Linked DNA regions of Homo sapiens: region 2 is linked to region 1. Evidence: read pairs that join two places in POLR2A ChIA-PET (ENCODE). Cell type or tissue: A673. All regions are shown on one strand.

Region 1 (8,000 bases):
AACCGGTTCTTCAAGGGCTGAGGGTGTATGTGGGGAGGGGGAGGTCTGCCAAGTAGTTGGGAGGAGCTCTCGGGGCTGCAATAGGCTGGTTCAGGACCCGGAGAGGGAGAGTGTCTTGGCCCACCAAGGCTATGTGTGTGTGAAGGAGGTGGGGAGGGGGAAAGATGGAGAAAATATGAATAAGAGTGGCCCTGGAGCAAGAGAGGGTTAGAGGTAACCACCTTCCATGGAATTGGGAATTGGGGTTCAGGGACACCACTTTATGAAACTTTACCCCAAAGCGTCTGTCCCAGGATAGGGTTCTACGGAGCCAGATGGAATATGGTGCCAGCCTCGTGTGTGTCCACGTGCAGGGGGGTGCATGTGCAAGTGAGTGGGGGGCGCCGTGGCGACACCCCTCTACTAAGGGCTGCCGAGGTGGTAGGCAGGGTATGTGTGTGTGTGTGTGTGTGTATACATGTGGAATGTAAGGGACATGTTGGGTGTAGAGGGGCCTGTAGAGCTCTAGGGTCCTTGGTGGTTGGATGTAAAGCAGCCTGTCAGAGTTTGTGATCATCCCTGTGTGAGTGAGAGTTTATTCGCATGTGTCTGAGTGTGAGTGCAGGTTGGTCTGCATATGTATGTAGGTGTGTCTATTAGGTTGAGTTTGTATATTATGTGTGTTGTGTCTGCAAAATAGAGTGAATCAGTGTGCATTTTTTATCTGTTCCATGTGCATTTATGTGTGTGTATTTGTTAGTGTGTGAATAATAGCATTGCTGTGTGTGGAGGTGGATGTGGCTGTGTGCGTATAAGTATTCTGGTGTGGGTGTGTGATCATGGTGCTAGTGTGTATATCGGTGCTTCTGTGGCTGGTGTGTGTGTGTATCTATATGTGTGTATTCATCTGAGTGTGTGTGGGTGGCTGTTTCCTTCCCCTGGCAATTGAGGATACAGCTGGGACACCATGGCCCACTGATGCAGGGCAGGGAGGGGCTGAATGTATGACCGCCTCTTTGAACTCAGGACAATTCATTCTACACCCTGTGGGAAAGATGCAGAAAAGAAATAGGCAATAATGACTCTGCCCTCTGGGGCTTCCTAAGCTTCTTAGACATAAAATAGCTTGAGAATAATTAAGCAGTAGAGATCAACGTCATGCTAACAGGTGGGGGTGGGGTGGGAACTGCATAAGCAAAGGCCCTGGGCTGGGCATGTCCTGGAGCAGTGAAGACACTGTATAGAGTGGGGGGCAGGCAGGACCCACATTCAATAGAACTTTAAGATCCAGGACTCTTAGGCTTTATCCAGAGAGCCCTGGGGAGCCCAGAAAGGTTTTATATAGGGGAGAGACATGATCAGATTTGGGTTCTAGAAACCTGCCCTGGGCCAGGCATGGTGGCTCATGCCTGTAATCCCATCACTTTGGGAGGCAGAAGCAGGTGGATCACTTGAGGCCAGGAGTTTGAGACGAGACTGGCCAACATGGTGAAACCCAGTGTCTATTAGAAATACAATAAAATTAGCTGGGTGTGGTGGCACACGCCTGTAGTCCCAGCTACTTAGAAGGCTGAGGCATGAGAATATGAGAATCGCTTGAACTTGGGAGGTGGAGGTTGCAGTGAGCTGAGATTGCCTTACTGCACTTTAGCCTGGGGGTGACAAAGTGAGACTCTGTCTCAAAAGAAGAAAAAAAAAAAGAAGAAGAAAAATAAAGAAACCTGCCTCGGTGGCATTGTCTGGGTTGAACTGGAAGAGAGAGGTGGGGCCAGGAGGCTAGAGTGGAGGCCAAGCCAATACAGGGGTCAGTGAGTTCTGGAGCTTTTTGAGAACTTGGGAAAGGCTGGATAGATGAGAACAGGGAAGGGAATGTCTAGGTGGCTCAGGCTTGGACTGGGGTCAGGGGTGTAGTGCAGACATCTCAGTAAGTCAGGATCTCATGAGGGAAAAGGCTCATGGAAGGCTCAGGAAAGCTGGGCGTGGGTGGGCTGAGGTAGTGGGAGAGATCTTTGTAGTGTTTCTAGCTAGGATGCAGAGGGTCAGAGATCATGGAGCCATCTCTTGCCAGACAGGGAAACTGAGACTATGGCTTCATCACTACCCTTTGGCTGCAAGGCTGGGGCTCAACCTCTTCATCAGACCTGACCCTCAATATCATTCTCCTTCAGGCCCTGCCCGGAACCTCTTGGTTGCTGAGCTTGGTCAGCTCAGTGAGGGTTAATTGTCTTTATGCTCCCTGCACCCCCACCCCCCGCAGTCATTCCCCCTGCCCACCAAGCAGCTCCTGCCACTCTTCCTGCTTCCCACTCCAGCCTCCTGTCCCCAGGGACTGCTGATGGCTTGGCTGGGATCTAGCCAAATGGTGGGGGGTGGGGGCGGGGGTGGGGGGAAGAGCTCCCAGCAGTCCTTTACCCCTTGGTCTTAATGGACTGGGAGTCTCACCCTCAGCCATGCTGCTGTCAGGCCAGGCCTGCGCTCCCCGGGCTTCTGCTGCTTGGGCCTATGAAATCTCCCGACTCAGCATGATTCCATTGCTGCATTCATTCATTCAACCACTCAACAGGAACTTCTCAGTAGCTGCTTGGTGCCCACTTGGCTTGTCACCGGGGACACAGAGCAGACACTGACTGAGTCCCTGTTCTCAGGGAGTGCCCAGTCTGATGAAGGAGAAAGAAATGGAAAGCTGCAACCCTACAGGGTGAGCAGTGCTGTGTAGGAGGTGGGGGGCCCACAGCAAGCCTGGGCTTCAGAGGAAGAGACATTTGAGCCGGACCTTGAAGGATGGGTAGGAATCACCCAGGCAGGGAAGAGCAGAGGGAACAGTTTGTGAAGGTGGGTAGGAAAGGCACAGGGCTAGGCACCTGACTCAGTGCAGCCTCTGGGTGGGAGAAGACAGTAAGGGCGTTTGGGTCATTTTCTAGCAGTTGTTTTAGTACTCTCTACAACTTGCCCTGCAGATCTATCCAGCCTGCTGTTTGTATACCCCCGGACATAGGATGTTCATCTCTTCCCTCCTGGGCAGCCCTTCCCTTGTGGTGGTTATATCTGTCCTGGGTCTTCTCCGCAGGGCCCAGCAACTCCAGGCTACCCAGCCTGGCCTTATGTCCTTTCTCCGTCCTGTGTCACTGTCCCCTGAAGTAGGGCCAGGCTGGGGCACAATGATCCAGGAGTGGCAAGAACACATCTAGGCAGAGAGTGGGAGAAATGCGCAGCCTTTATTAACAAAAATCTGAGATGGGTGCAGGCCCTGACTCCTCTCCAAAAATAATGATAAAGAAGCAGGCATGGTCAAATAAGGGAGTGAGGACAGACAGCAGGAAGAACTTCCTACCAATGCAGAAGGGCTGTGAGTCTCTTGGTTTTATGAGAGTGGGCTGTACGTGTGAAAGGGAGGGTCTCAGAGGACAAGAGGGGGAATTGGAGGCAGAGGCACTGTCAGCCTCTGACTCTCCCATAGGTGAGTGAGTGAAGTCATCCAGGGAGAGGGAACAGAGGAGGGAGATCAGGACTCATCATTCATTCATTCAGCAGCCGTTCACTGGCCCTACCAAACATGACACCCCTGGGGGCAGATGGACAGAGCCAGTGACCACGTGGATGGAAGCTCCGAGTCTTTCCTACCTGTGTTAATGTCGCAGGAAGGTATTTAGGAGGAGGGGCCATTGGGGCTGGCCTTATAAGGAAGAGCCACTTCAGGCTGAGTTGAGGGACAGCACTAGGAAGATGGAAGAGCATTTGCAAAGGCCTCAAGGTAAGGGCAAGCAGGATTTTGTTCACTTAGCACTATAGGAGTTCAGAGTGGCCTAGGCATGAAGTGCCAGGCTGGGGGGAAGCCCTGGGCCGTGGTGGAGCAGGAGAGGAGTGGGGAATTGAGCCTAGACTGTAGGAAGCACTTTCTTCCGTGAAGGTGTCTCCAACAGGCTTGATGTGTAGGCATTATTGTAAGTTTGCAACTTCTTGGTCTCTCCTGGTGCTCGTGACCAGAGCTTGCTGAGGGACCCAGCCTTGCTTGAGAAAGGGGTGTTCAGTGAACAAAAGAGACCCTGGAAATGAGAGAGAAGCAGTGGCTGAAGAATGTGGGCCCCTTCCAGAAAGTGGCGTGCAAACAAATACAAAGCAATATGCAAATCAGCTGGCTAGGGCTTGGCAGCTTTGGTTGGAAGAAATGAGCCATCACCCCTTATTATGCCGGCCTCCTACCCCCTCTGCCCCAGCCTCCAGGACAGCCGGAACAGCCTTGTCTGCTCCTTGGAGCGCCCCAGCTTTTCTGAGACACAGGATTGTGGCCTCCAGGGTGGTGGCCGTGGGCTCCCTGTCAGCACCCTCGTCCTCCTGGGAAGTCGATATATTTAGTAACAGAAATGTTTTCACACATTTATCTCCTATTGTTCAGCTGCTTGCTCCCTGGGAAAGGCCAGGTCCCCAGTGATGTGACCCACTTCTTGAAGTCCCTGAAGTCACCCTTCTCACTGCCCCCCCACCCCGAAAAACAGGAGGCAACTGGGGCTTGGTGCAGCAGAACAGATTTGAGTCAAATATCTGGGAGGACTTCCCAACAGTGTGGTTGCTGAGATGTGTGGACCCTGGATTTCTGGGCTTTCATTCTTTGGATGGTTGCCTTGGGCGCAGAGGAGGCTTTGAAGATAGAGCAGAGAAGGTGGCAGACAGGCTTATGCTCAAATTTCAGCATACTGAAAGATGTACTGTTACTCTGTAGCTGTGTGGTCCTGGGCAAGTTACTTAACTTCTCTGAACCTTGTGTGAATAGTGGGGTGGAGATAATTATCCTTTCTTGGCAGGATGATTCTGAAGAATCTGGAAGTGCAGAGCTTAGCCCCTGGCATGCGGCAGGTGCTCACAAAGGTTAGCTACTGTCATTATGAACCACCCACGATCAGCCACACTTTCAGAAAGATTTAGCGGGGCCTGGAGAGGGAGAGACCAGAGCTAGGAGCTCAGGGCTGTCATCGTGTGGGAGGGACCAGGAGGCCTGAAACAGAGCTGTGGTTGTGGCTACGGTGAGAAGCACAAAGCTCTGTGGGAGGGACCGAGGTTTCTCAGAGAAGTGTGGCCACCTCATTAAGTTGTTCTGACTGGTCTGAGACCAATCCCCAGATAATACAATGGAAGAAAGGGCTTGGTGAAGAAGGGGTTAAGTCTGTGGCCACACCCATGCAGTCTGTGAGCCATTCTGGGAGCTGTAGTCTGTTGTGAATTTGCAGTAAGCATAGTTTGTACTGCCTCTTTTGATCCAAATCCACACCCTGCTGCCAAGGCTGGCCGAGGGCCGGCCCTGGTGGGTGCTGGGCTGTGTGGAGCCCAAAGGTGAAGCAGCATCGACCTCTTCCCTCAGGGACCCCCTGGCTTGCTATGTGTTGGGGGGTGCAGGTAGGAGCAGGGATAGAAGTATTAAGCCATAATTACGACTTCTCACATGTTCACACAGAAGTTTACAGCTTCCTGAGCACTGTTTCCACACCTGTGATCTCATTTAATCCTCACCACAAACCCAAGAGACTGCTGTTTTCTGGATGAAGAAACAGAGGATCCAGGAGGGGAAATCGCTTGCCCACAGGTATTCAGCCAGTGGAGCCAGACCTGGGGCACAAATCTGTCTGCTTCCAGAGCTCCTGCTCTTTCCATACATTACTGTTCCAGATGGCAGACAGGCAAGATGTGGACAACTAAAGTTGGATGTGAGACATCTCGGCAGAGGAACAGCTGAGCAGAGAGCTGCTGATTCCAGGCTGAGAGTTTGGACTTTGTGTTGTGGCCCACCAGGATCCACCCAAGGGTTTTCTGATTAGAGCTGAGCTTTGAGAGAATTGGTCTTGCAGCTTAGGCTGAATGGATTGAACTGGAGAAACCAAAGTCAGACTGAGGCTTCTAAATCCCATCCTTGGTGCACCCAGCACTTTGCTGCTGTCCCTCCTCCATGCTTCTTCTCAGTTTCTTCCTTCTCCTCTCCTTCATCTTCTTCCCTCACCCTTTTTTTTTTTTTTTAATAGAGACAGTGTCTTGCTGGCTGGAGTACAGTGGTGCCATAATAGCTCACTGCAGCCTCAAATTCCTGGGCTGAAGCTATCCTCCTGCCTGGGCCTCCCAAAGTGCTGGGATTACAGGTGTGAGCCACTGCACCCAGCTCATCTTCCTCTTTCTCTCCTACTCCTCTCTGCCTCAGGCTGAGGAGTGATGACTTTTATACCATAGAGCTGTGCTGTAATATCACATGTCTCCAGAAGGGGGTGCTGTCACATACAGTCCATTCCAGCCTGAATCTTCGTTGTGTTTGAAGGGCCAGTAGAAGTGTTGGACAAGTGGCAGAGATGAAGGATGGAGAGAAGGATAGCCCATTGTTCTCCACCTCCATTGAGCCCAGGACATGAGGGCCCTGCTGAAATGGCACTGGGAGGAATGAAGGCTGAGGAGAGGTTGGACCCCAACCAGAAGGGACAGACATACTGAGTTAAGCCAGAGGAAATTTTCTCCTCATGGTTCTGGGACAGGCTAAGATTTGGAAATGCATCTAGAATGACATTGCAGTTGGGGTCTGGGTTTCTTTTGGGTCATGACTTGCTTGATACTGAGGTGCTGGGGATATTGCTTGTGTCTCAGTGTGTGTATGTGTACCTGAATGTGAGCTTCCAGTTGTGCATATGTGTATGCTGATCTGAGAGGGTGAGAATGTGTGGGTCAGTGTTCGTATAAAAGTGTGAACATACTCACATGTGTGAGCATGTGAGTGTCCTTTTTTTTAGTTTAGTTTTGAGACAGGGTCTCACACTCTCACCCAGACTGGAGTGCAGTGGCGTGATCTCGGCTCACCGCAACCTCCGCATCCCAGGCTCAAGCTATTCTCCTGCCTCAGCCTCCTGAGTAGCTGGGACTACAGGCATGCACCACCACACCTGCATAATTTTTGTATTTTTAGTAGAGATGGGGTTTCACCATGTTGGCCAGGCTGGTCTTGAACTCCTGACCTCAAATGATCCACCCACCTTGGCCTCCCAAAGTACTGGGATTACAGGCATGAGCCACTGCACCCGGCTGTGACTGTCCATCTTTATGTCTGATTTTGGTAAACAGTTATATGCATGTGACTGTGGCTTGTGTGTGTGTACATGTATGTAGAGTGCCATATACATATGTTCTAGTGAAACCGTATGTGTGTTCCCTGTGTATACAGATGCCTGTGTCTCAATGTGAGCACAGGGATGAGGGGATATGTGTGTGTGAAGGCCCAGACACCTGCTGTGCTAACCTTTAAGGCCGCGCCTAATGTCTGGCTATTCAATACTTTTTCTCCTGGGTCGCGCTTTCCTGTAGGTAGAGACCCTTGAAGGGCTGGGCTTCCTTCAGGGGACTCTGGGCCAGAGTCAGGCTTTGTGTTCAGTCTCAGGTTGGGCCAGCCAGGGTCCTAGTCTATCGGATTGGGCAGCTAGACATGGCTGGGAAGTGTCTAGGTTCCATTCTCCCCAGGAACTCTTAATGGTCACACTTAAAGAGTTTCAGGGACTCCCAGCACGGTCCTCTTGTACTGATGCAACTACTGAAGTTCAGAGAGGTGCAGTGATTAACCCAAGGTCACCCAGCAGGACCCAGGATGAGATGATAGGGCTTGCAGCAGAGAGGGGAGTGTCTGACCTGGAAGGCTGCCCTCCCTCCAGCCCCTAGAGCAGGTGGGGAGCTCAGAGGAGAGCCAAGTCTGTGGTGTGAAGCCACCTCCTGCACCTGGCTATTTCCATGCCTCCTGGGCCTCAGAGGCTGCCTTTGAAGTTTTTACCAGAGCTTCTGCATGCTGTGAGATTCCTCCTGGGGACGTGTGAAGTCGACTGTTCCATGGAGCATGGAGACTCGATGGAGAGGAGCCCAGTGGTGAAGTGAGGCCAGAGGAGGGGCTTCCTCTGGAAGCCTCAATTTCTTCTTTGCAGTAGTTGCTTTTTTTTTCGTGTTTTTTTTTTGTTGTTGTTTTTTAGGTTTTCACCGTTCTAACATTCAAGGCTTTCTCTGTTATCTCTCTT
Region 2 (8,000 bases), 89 kb before region 1:
CCCATTCCTCATCAAACATTCCATTTACTTGTTTATTCATACCTGTATAGACTTTGGTTTCCTATTTTATTCGATGGAATATCTACAGTTATGGTCATTATTGAGTTTAATATGCAGCTTATCTCAGATTGAGCCCATGGTAGAGTGATCAACTGTCCTAGCTTGCCTGGGACTGGGGGATTTCCCAGGATGTGAGACTTGCAGTGGTAAAACTGGGGAAGTCCTCGGTAAACCTTGAAGAGTTGGCCACTGTGCCAGGGGAAGAGCCCTTCAAGCTGGTTCCGGTGTCCAAAATCTCTATCATTCTTTGAGTATTTGCTTACTTCCTGGCACAAGAAGATGTTCCATGCTCATCTTATACTTTCTCTGACCCAGCCCTGGAATCACCCATTTTTCCAAGAAGACCTAGAACCAGGGACCTTTTGAGTAGCAGGCTATACCACACCACGGAGACTGAGCCAGATGGAACTCATTCACTGCCCACAGGCCACACTCTTGCCTGCCTCTGCACCTTGGCTGGCTGTTCTTTCTGCCAGGGGCACTTGGCAAACCCCTACCTCCTGCACTGAGATTCTCCATGAAGCCTGATCCCCCGACCCAGCCCATGGAGCTGATTTCCTTCTTATGCCCCCAATGAGCACTTTAGGACATCTCCCCATTTCCAAGGTGGGCTCCTCCTTTCACTGCAGACCTCTCAAAGACAGGCCTCGAATTCATCTCTGACTCTTCTGGGCTCAGTACAGGGCTGGAGCTGGGGGCTGCTGATTAAATGGTTGGATCTAGTTATGCCCCATTATAGAGCAGAAAGGTAAATGGGGTAGAAAGGGAGGGTGAATTGTTTAGGGTGACACAAACAATATTGCAGTCTCGAGTCTGTCCTTGAACCTTGTTTTTCTTAATCCTATAATGGGGCCAATATCCCAGAGCGCTGCTGTAAGAATAAAATAATGTGTATAAAGCACTTAGTGTAATACCTGGCACATGGTGGGTGCACCTGTCAGTATTGCTGGGGGACCTTTCCAAATTGTTTTCATTATTTCAGAATTAGTACTATACATGTTAGATAATAAGAAATATAGACAAGTGGCCGGGCACAGTGGCTCACACCTGTAATCCAAGCACTTTGGGAGGCCGAGGCGGGAGGATCACCTGAGGTCAGGAGTTTGAGACCAGCCTGGCCAACATGGTGAAACCCCGTCTCTATTAAAAATACAAAAATTAGCCAGGCATGATGGTGGGTGCCTATAATCCCAGCTACTCAGGAGGCTGAGGCAGAAGAATCACTTGAACCCGGGAGGCGTAGGTTGCGGTGAGCCAAGATCGTGTCATTGCACTCCAGCCTAGGCAACAAAAGCGAAACTCCATCTCAAAAAAAAAAAAAAAAAAAAAAAAAGAAAAGAAAAGAAAAAGAAATACAGACAAGCAAAATGAAACCATCACATTCCTATCTATCATTTAGAGATCTCCACTGTTAACACCTTAGCAATTGTGCTTCCTGAGCTTCCTCTATGCGTATATTTTTTTTCCCCCAATTGAGGTTATGCTGCTTTTTTTTTGTTTGTTTTTTAAGATGGAGTCTTGCTCTGTCACCCAGGCTGGAGCACACAGCATGATCTCGGCTCACGGAAACCTCCACCTCCCAGATTCAGGCGATTCTCCTGCCTCAGCTTCCTGAGTAGCTGGGATTACAGTTATGTGCCACTACGCCCAGATAATTTTTGTATTTTTGGTAGAGATGGTTGGCCAGGCTGGTCTCGAACTCCTGACCCCAAGTGATCTGCCCGTCTCAGCCTCCAAAAGTGCTGGGATGACAGGTATGAGCCACCGCGCCCAACCTATTTTGTAACCTTTTTTTAGGCAGCAGTTTCCACCATTTTGTTTCTGTAAATTTTCAGTGCATTTGATACTCTGATCATGTTCACTTTTCTCCAGTTGTCCCAAAAATCCCCTTTATAGATGGTGTGTCCAAATCAGTTTGCAATGCAGAGACACACTTTACATGTGGTTGTTATGTCCTGCCAGTCAGTCCCACCCAGCCCCTTTGTTTACGTTGACCAGTAGAAGAGCCTGGGCCAGGAGTCCCGTGGAATGATTCACTGTCTGGCTCTGTCTGGTTGCATTCTCATGTGGTGTCACTTAGCTCATTCCTCTGTCCTCTGTATTTTCTGTAAACTGAAGTTATATCCAAGGCGTGATGGGTTTCTTGGTGCCTAGAATAGCTAGCAGGTGTCGGTGTGTCCTTCCTGCGGCATCCCACCACCATTAGTGGGGCCAAGGCCTATTCTGGGATGAGGGGGAAGACAGTGTGACCTCTCCCTCATATGGTTGCTTATCTCCTCTTGTGAGTGGAAAAGTATTATGTGAGGGTTCCCTTGGCACTGTCTAAATGCCAGTTCTGGGAGATCTTTTTAAACTACACAAGAAAACTTGTCCATTTGCTGAGAGGAACTTGATCTTGGGGATAGGGCACTTGGGTAAAAAAAAAAAAAAATCACAGAACAAGGATATTGAGTTTCATCTCACTGAGTGCAAACCTAGGGAAACCTCGTTCTGATTTTACTTGCTTTCCAGACATGTGATCTGGGTTAAATCCTGGCTCTGCTACTTACCAGCTGAGTGACATTGGGCGAGTTACTTAACCTCTTTGAGCCTCAAGTTCCTCCTTGGATTTCTTATCTGACAGAGTTGTTGGTGAGGGGGTTAAATAAAACAAGGTGTCCTTGGCCGTCTTCTACCCAGATGGAAAGCTCTTTGAGGGCAAGGCTAATACACAGTAAGAAATCCAGGCTGGGCGCGGCGGCTTATGCCTGTAATCCCAGCACTTTTGGAGGCAGAGGCAGGTGGATCACAAGGTCAGGAGTTAGAGACCAGCCTGGCCAACATGGTGAAACCCCGTCTCTACTAAAAATACAAAAAATTAGCCGGGAGTGGTGGCAGGTGCCTGTAATCCCATCTACTCAGGAGGCTGAGGCAGGAGAATCCTTTGAAACCGGAAGGCAGAGCTTGCAGTGAGCCGAGATCACGCCACTGTACTCCAGCCTGGGCAACAAGAGCAAAACTCCGTCTCAATAAATGAATGAATGAATGAATGAAAAAAAGAAAGAAATCCAGGCCGGGTGTGGTGGCTGACACCTGTAATCCCAGCACTTTGGGAGGCCGAGGTGGGTGGATCACAAGGTCAAGAGATTGAGACCATTCTGGTCAACATGGTGAAACCCCATCTCTACTAAAAATACAAAAATTAGCTGGGCACGTGCCTGTAATCCCAGCTATTCTGGAGGCTGAGGTAGGAGAATCACTTGAACCCGGGAGGCAGAGGTTGCAGTGAGCCAAGATCGCGCCACTGCACTCCAGCCTGGGTGACAAGAGCGAAACTCCATCTCAAAAAAAGAAAAAAAAAATCCAAAGATGTTTGTTGAAGGAAAAACAAACAAACAAACCACAAATAAGAGGACAGGTGGTATGGCCGCGTGATAAGTACCAGGGAGGAAATAAATCATCCACTTTGGCATTCGACTTTCATTTATGCTTTCATTTCATTTAACATGTAGCTATTCCAGGCTCCAGGCTGAAGCAACCATGAGCCTCTGCCCACGAGGAGCTCACAGGGGTCTGGGAGGGCACAGACATAGAGATGCATTGTGTGGGAGCCCAGAAGGTCTGGCTGGGAAGGCTTCCTGGAGGAGGAGACTGGGCTGAGTCGGGGGAGATGGTCTCTGGATACAGAGGCTGTCTGTCTCCTGGCACAGGTGGCTTTTTGGGGAGCTGGACAGGGCTTGTGGCAAGAAGGAAGTCCATGCTGGTTTCAGAGGCCCCTGTTCTTTGCTGTCCTCTTTCTCTTCCTCCCCCTCTGCCTGTCTGCCTTCTGGTCCCCTGGCCAAGGCTCTGAGCCCCATATGATCCTGACAACCCATATATCTTGTCTGCAGTGCCGGATGGAGTGCTGTGATGTGCCAGCCGAGACACTCTACGACGTCCTACACGACATTGAGTACCGCAAGAAATGGGACAGCAACGTCATTGAGACTTTTGACATCGCCCGCTTGACAGTCAACGCTGACGTGGGCTATTACTCCTGTGAGCAGGCGTAGCACGCTGATCCCAGTCCCCTTGGCCTCCATCCAGGCCTCCCACCAAGCCTCCTCTTCCCCCCTCCCTCCTGTGGTTACTCACATGACCAAGCTGCTCGGAGACTTGAGTGCTGAGAGATAGAGCTGCCCTCCCTGTCCACTCCTAGACCCTTAGGCACACACCCATACACTTACAAATACATATGCACTCACATGTTCACGTATATACATACACACATAGGCATACACTCAATCAGGCACACAGCCCCCACCCACATGCCACATAGTCCCAGGCACACATTTTCATGCACACTCATACTGTTTTTCTCTTGTACACTCACGTTCACGTAGACAAACCAGCCAGGCCAACAATGTAAGGGCTATGTGAGGCTGTAAGGAGCAGGGCTGGCTGGAGACAGTAGGGACAGGTCTTGCCCTGTCTCTTTTCTGGCTCCAGCTGTGGGACTGTGGTCTGGGAGGGAGGTGTATCTTTGCACTGGAGAGCTGGCAGTTAATTAGGCATCCCTGCATCTCTGGCCTCTGCCACACCCTCCCTTGTAGGCAGGTGGACCAGTGGTCTGGCTGAACTGTCCCTTGCCCCCCACAGGGAGGTGTCCCAAGCCCCTGAAGAACCGTGATGTCATCACCCTCCGCTCCTGGCTCCCCATGGGCGCTGATTACATCATTATGAACTACTCAGTCAAACATCCCGTGAGTCAACCTGCCTTCCCTGCGGTGGAGCAGGGGAGAGGGTCAGGCAGCGCAAGGCTGAGGCTGCCACCATGACTTCAATATGACTTCGGGCAGGCATGGGCCCACTGGCCCTCAGTTTCCTTCCTGTACAGTGAGGATAATGGCTCCTCTCTCCCTGCTGGGTCTCTTGAGCAGATCAGGAGAGGGCAGTGTGGCCACCTCTGTGGCAAGTGGGTGGGATGGGCTGACTTCGATTGGTTGGGCTCTGGGACAGGGAAATGAGGAACAAGAGGTGAGAGGCAGGGTCCTCTGGTCCTCCCTGAGGCTAAGCCACCTTGATCTCCCTGGGCAAGGACAGGCAGGTATAGCTGGCCTGGGCAAGGGTGAGTGTGTGTGTCTGTGAGTGCCCATATGTGCTCATGAGCCCTGACCCCAGACTGGGGGCTTTTCTGAGGGGAACAGGAAAAGCTTCAAGAGGGGCTAGGATGACCTACTCTGGTTCTTCCCTTTCTCTGCACCCAGAATCAGGACTGATCTGTAACAGATGTCACGGCATGTGAATTAACTGTATGTGTGTGTGCGCGTGCGCGTTTGTGTATACTCACAAAAACATCTTCTTTGCCCCCACCCCGAGTCTCACCTCCCTGTGCCTTCCATCCCCAGAAATACCCACCTCGGAAAGACTTGGTCCGAGCTGTGTCCATCCAGACGGGCTACCTCATCCAGAGCACAGGGCCCAAGAGCTGCGTCATCACCTACCTGGCCCAGGTGGACCCCAAAGGTGAGGGCTTGGCCCTGGCAGCCTATCATGGGATCCTTCCCTATACCACAGGGGTGGGGCCTGATCTACTAGGGATCCAGAAGGGCATCTGTTAGGAGCTGTTTTGCATTTTGGGGCATTTCCATCCAAAGCCTTCCTTGAACCAAGGCTTGGGACTTTACAGTGGTTTGAAAAGAGTGGGCCAGGGAGGTGCCACTGCCCCACTGATGAAGCTGGGAGCACTTTTCCTGGGCTCTGCCGTCCCCATGCTCTGCCTTGTTCCCTGCTCACTGGCTGTTCCCTCTGCCTGTCCTGGATGCCTGGGTTTTCTAGGCCTTAGTCTTCTCTCCCTGGGGATGGCTCAGCCACCCCTGTGGCTTCTGTCACAAGTGGCCATGTCTCTCTCAGCTGAGATTCAGATTCCTGTGGCCATCGGCCACCTGGACATCTCCCTTCGGATGTCTTCCAGGCACCTAAGCCTCGTTGTGTCCAGTGGGGAACTCGCCATCTTTCCTCCTAACTTGCCCCTTGCCCTAAGTCTCCACTTTTCAGTCACCCATGCCCAGAACCTGCCATCATTTGGGGTCACTCCCTCTTCCTCAGCCAAATCCAGCCATTGATTTTTTTTTTTTTTTTTTTTTTGAGACAGAGTTTCACTCTTGTTTCCCAGGCTGGAGTGCAATGGTGCAATCTCGGCTCACTGCAACCTCTGCCTCCCGGGTTCAAATGATTCTCCTGCCCCAGCCTCCCGAGTAACTGGGATTACAGGCATCTGTCACCACCCCCAGCTAACTTTTTGTATTTTTAGTAGAGATGGGGTTTCACCATGTTGGCCAGCCTGGTCTCGAACTCCTGACCTTGTGATCCACCCACCTTGGCCTCCCAAAGTGCTGGGATTACAGGCGTGAGCCACCGCGCTTAGCCCCCGTCACTGATTCTTATTGATTCTGCCTCCTCCTCGGCAGTTCCTGAGTCTGGCATTTCTCTCCATACCAACTACCTTGTCTGTGTATAACAGCGGCCAGAGGAATTTCTCTAAAACACTTATCTCCTCATGACTCTCATCTGCTTGAAGTTACTCTGTGGCTCTCCATTGCCCTCCAAGAAAAGCCTAAGCCCTGTCCCAGGTCTCCTGGTGTCTCTCACACCTCACCCATCCCCACTTCTGTGCCCAGGCAGCCCTTCCCCGAAGCCTCCCCTCCTCGCCCCTCCAGGGGTGCTGTGGGTGTCACCTCCTGATCCCTGACACTCAGGGGAGTCACTGGCTCCCTGTTCTGTAGTCCATTCCCCTCTAGTAGAACAGTCGGCTCCTGTTGGGCCCCCAGTGAGTTCCTCTCTGGGTCCCCAGGGCTGGCCCAGGGTGGGTGTCACAGTGAACATGGAGTGAGTGAGTGAGTGAGTGAGTGAATGACTAGAGGATGGGGAAGCCTTGAGCATCCTTGCCTGGAAATGCTTCAAGCCCCAGAGCGCACAGTGGTCCAGGCCTAGCACTCCCCCGGCACCTCATTGTGTTGGGTGTCAGAGGTGGAGTGGACACTTGGGAATGAGATAGGGTGGAGAGCTGGGCAGTGGATTCCAGGTCAGGCCAGGCTGGGGTGCTCAGCCAGAGGCCTGTGTGGTCAGGGGAGGACTTGGAAGGACAGGCAGGGGAGGGGCTGAGCGTCAGGGGCATTCCTGGGAGGGAGGTTAGGTTGAGAAGGGATGTCAGTGTGATTGAGTGAGGCAGCAGGTGCAGCAGGGTGGGTCAGAGTTTCCACCCATGTATAGCCTGTGCTTACCTAGGACCCTGTGGTTTTCTTCCACGTAATCTTTGAGGCTGGGCAGAGGGAAAGTGGGGGACAGAGCTAAGCCTGAGGACTTCGGTCTGAGGTGGAAGGGAGTGAGGGTAAAGGCTTGTAGGACTTGCCTCACACACCTCCTCCTCATGGGGAAGACAGTGGCCTCCCTGGAAGCTCTGGGCAGAGGGTGGGGCTTTTGTCAGGGGCGGAGGGGCTGGGTCCCTGAGGCTGCTTCCTCCCTTCCCTGCCCTCACAGGCTCCTTACCCAAGTGGGTGGTGAATAAATCTTCTCAGTTCCTGGCTCCCAAGGTGAGTGGCCTTGGGATTTTGGGGAGGGGTGTTGAAGACTGGAAAGAGGACTATGGAATGAGGTGGGTGGAGTCAAGCCTGGAGCCTGAGGGCCAGGCGTGGTGGCTCATGCCTGTAATCCCAGCACTTTGGGAGGCCTTGGCAGGTGGATTACCTGAGGTCGGGAGTTCAAGACCAGCCTGGCCAACATGGTGAAACCCTGTCTCTACTAAAAATACAAAAATTAGCTGAGTGTGATGGTGGGTGCCTGTAATCCCAGCTACTCGGGAGGCTAAGGCAGGAGAATCACTTGAACCTGGAAGGCAGAGGTTGCAGTGAGCCGATATCATGCCACTGCACTCCAGCCTGGGCCACACAGTGAGATTCCGTCTCAAAAAAAAAAAAAAAAAA

Evidence for each region. ChIA-PET counts read pairs that join two places held together with the same protein. Peaks named below come from ENCODE experiments on the same cell type or tissue, not always from the same donor. Only the 100,000 strongest peaks of a DNase experiment are listed, where the experiment ranks them.
Region 2: POLR2A ChIA-PET joins it to region 1 with 14 read pairs; 3 of 35 experiments call an interaction of 5 or more read pairs at or near these places.

The regions. Positions count from the first base shown.
Region 1 is chr11:72,665,852-72,673,851 of GRCh38, reverse strand. All of the region lies in intron 1 of PDE2A (phosphodiesterase 2A), which reads left to right. It overlaps PDE2A-AS1 (PDE2A antisense RNA 1), which reads right to left. Exons shown (of 3, transcript XR_001748293.2): 3 at 3,936-4,022. Among named protein-coding and RNA genes, the nearest start is that of PDE2A, 4.6 kb to the left of the region's middle. RefSeq lists enhancers at 1-234, 235-861, 5,172-5,231, 5,286-5,790. In A673, a CTCF peak has its summit at 6,224 (motif pointing right); no DNase peak of the experiment used is centred here.
Region 2 is chr11:72,755,311-72,763,310 of GRCh38, reverse strand. STARD10 (StAR related lipid transfer domain containing 10) reads left to right here. Exons shown (of 7, transcript NM_006645.3): 3 at 3,930-4,077; 4 at 4,678-4,781; 5 at 5,427-5,544; 6 at 7,558-7,610. Among named protein-coding and RNA genes, the nearest start is that of ARAP1, 6.9 kb to the right of the region's middle. RefSeq lists an enhancer at 249-458. In A673, no CTCF peak of the experiment used is centred here; a DNase peak (open chromatin) is centred at 4,110.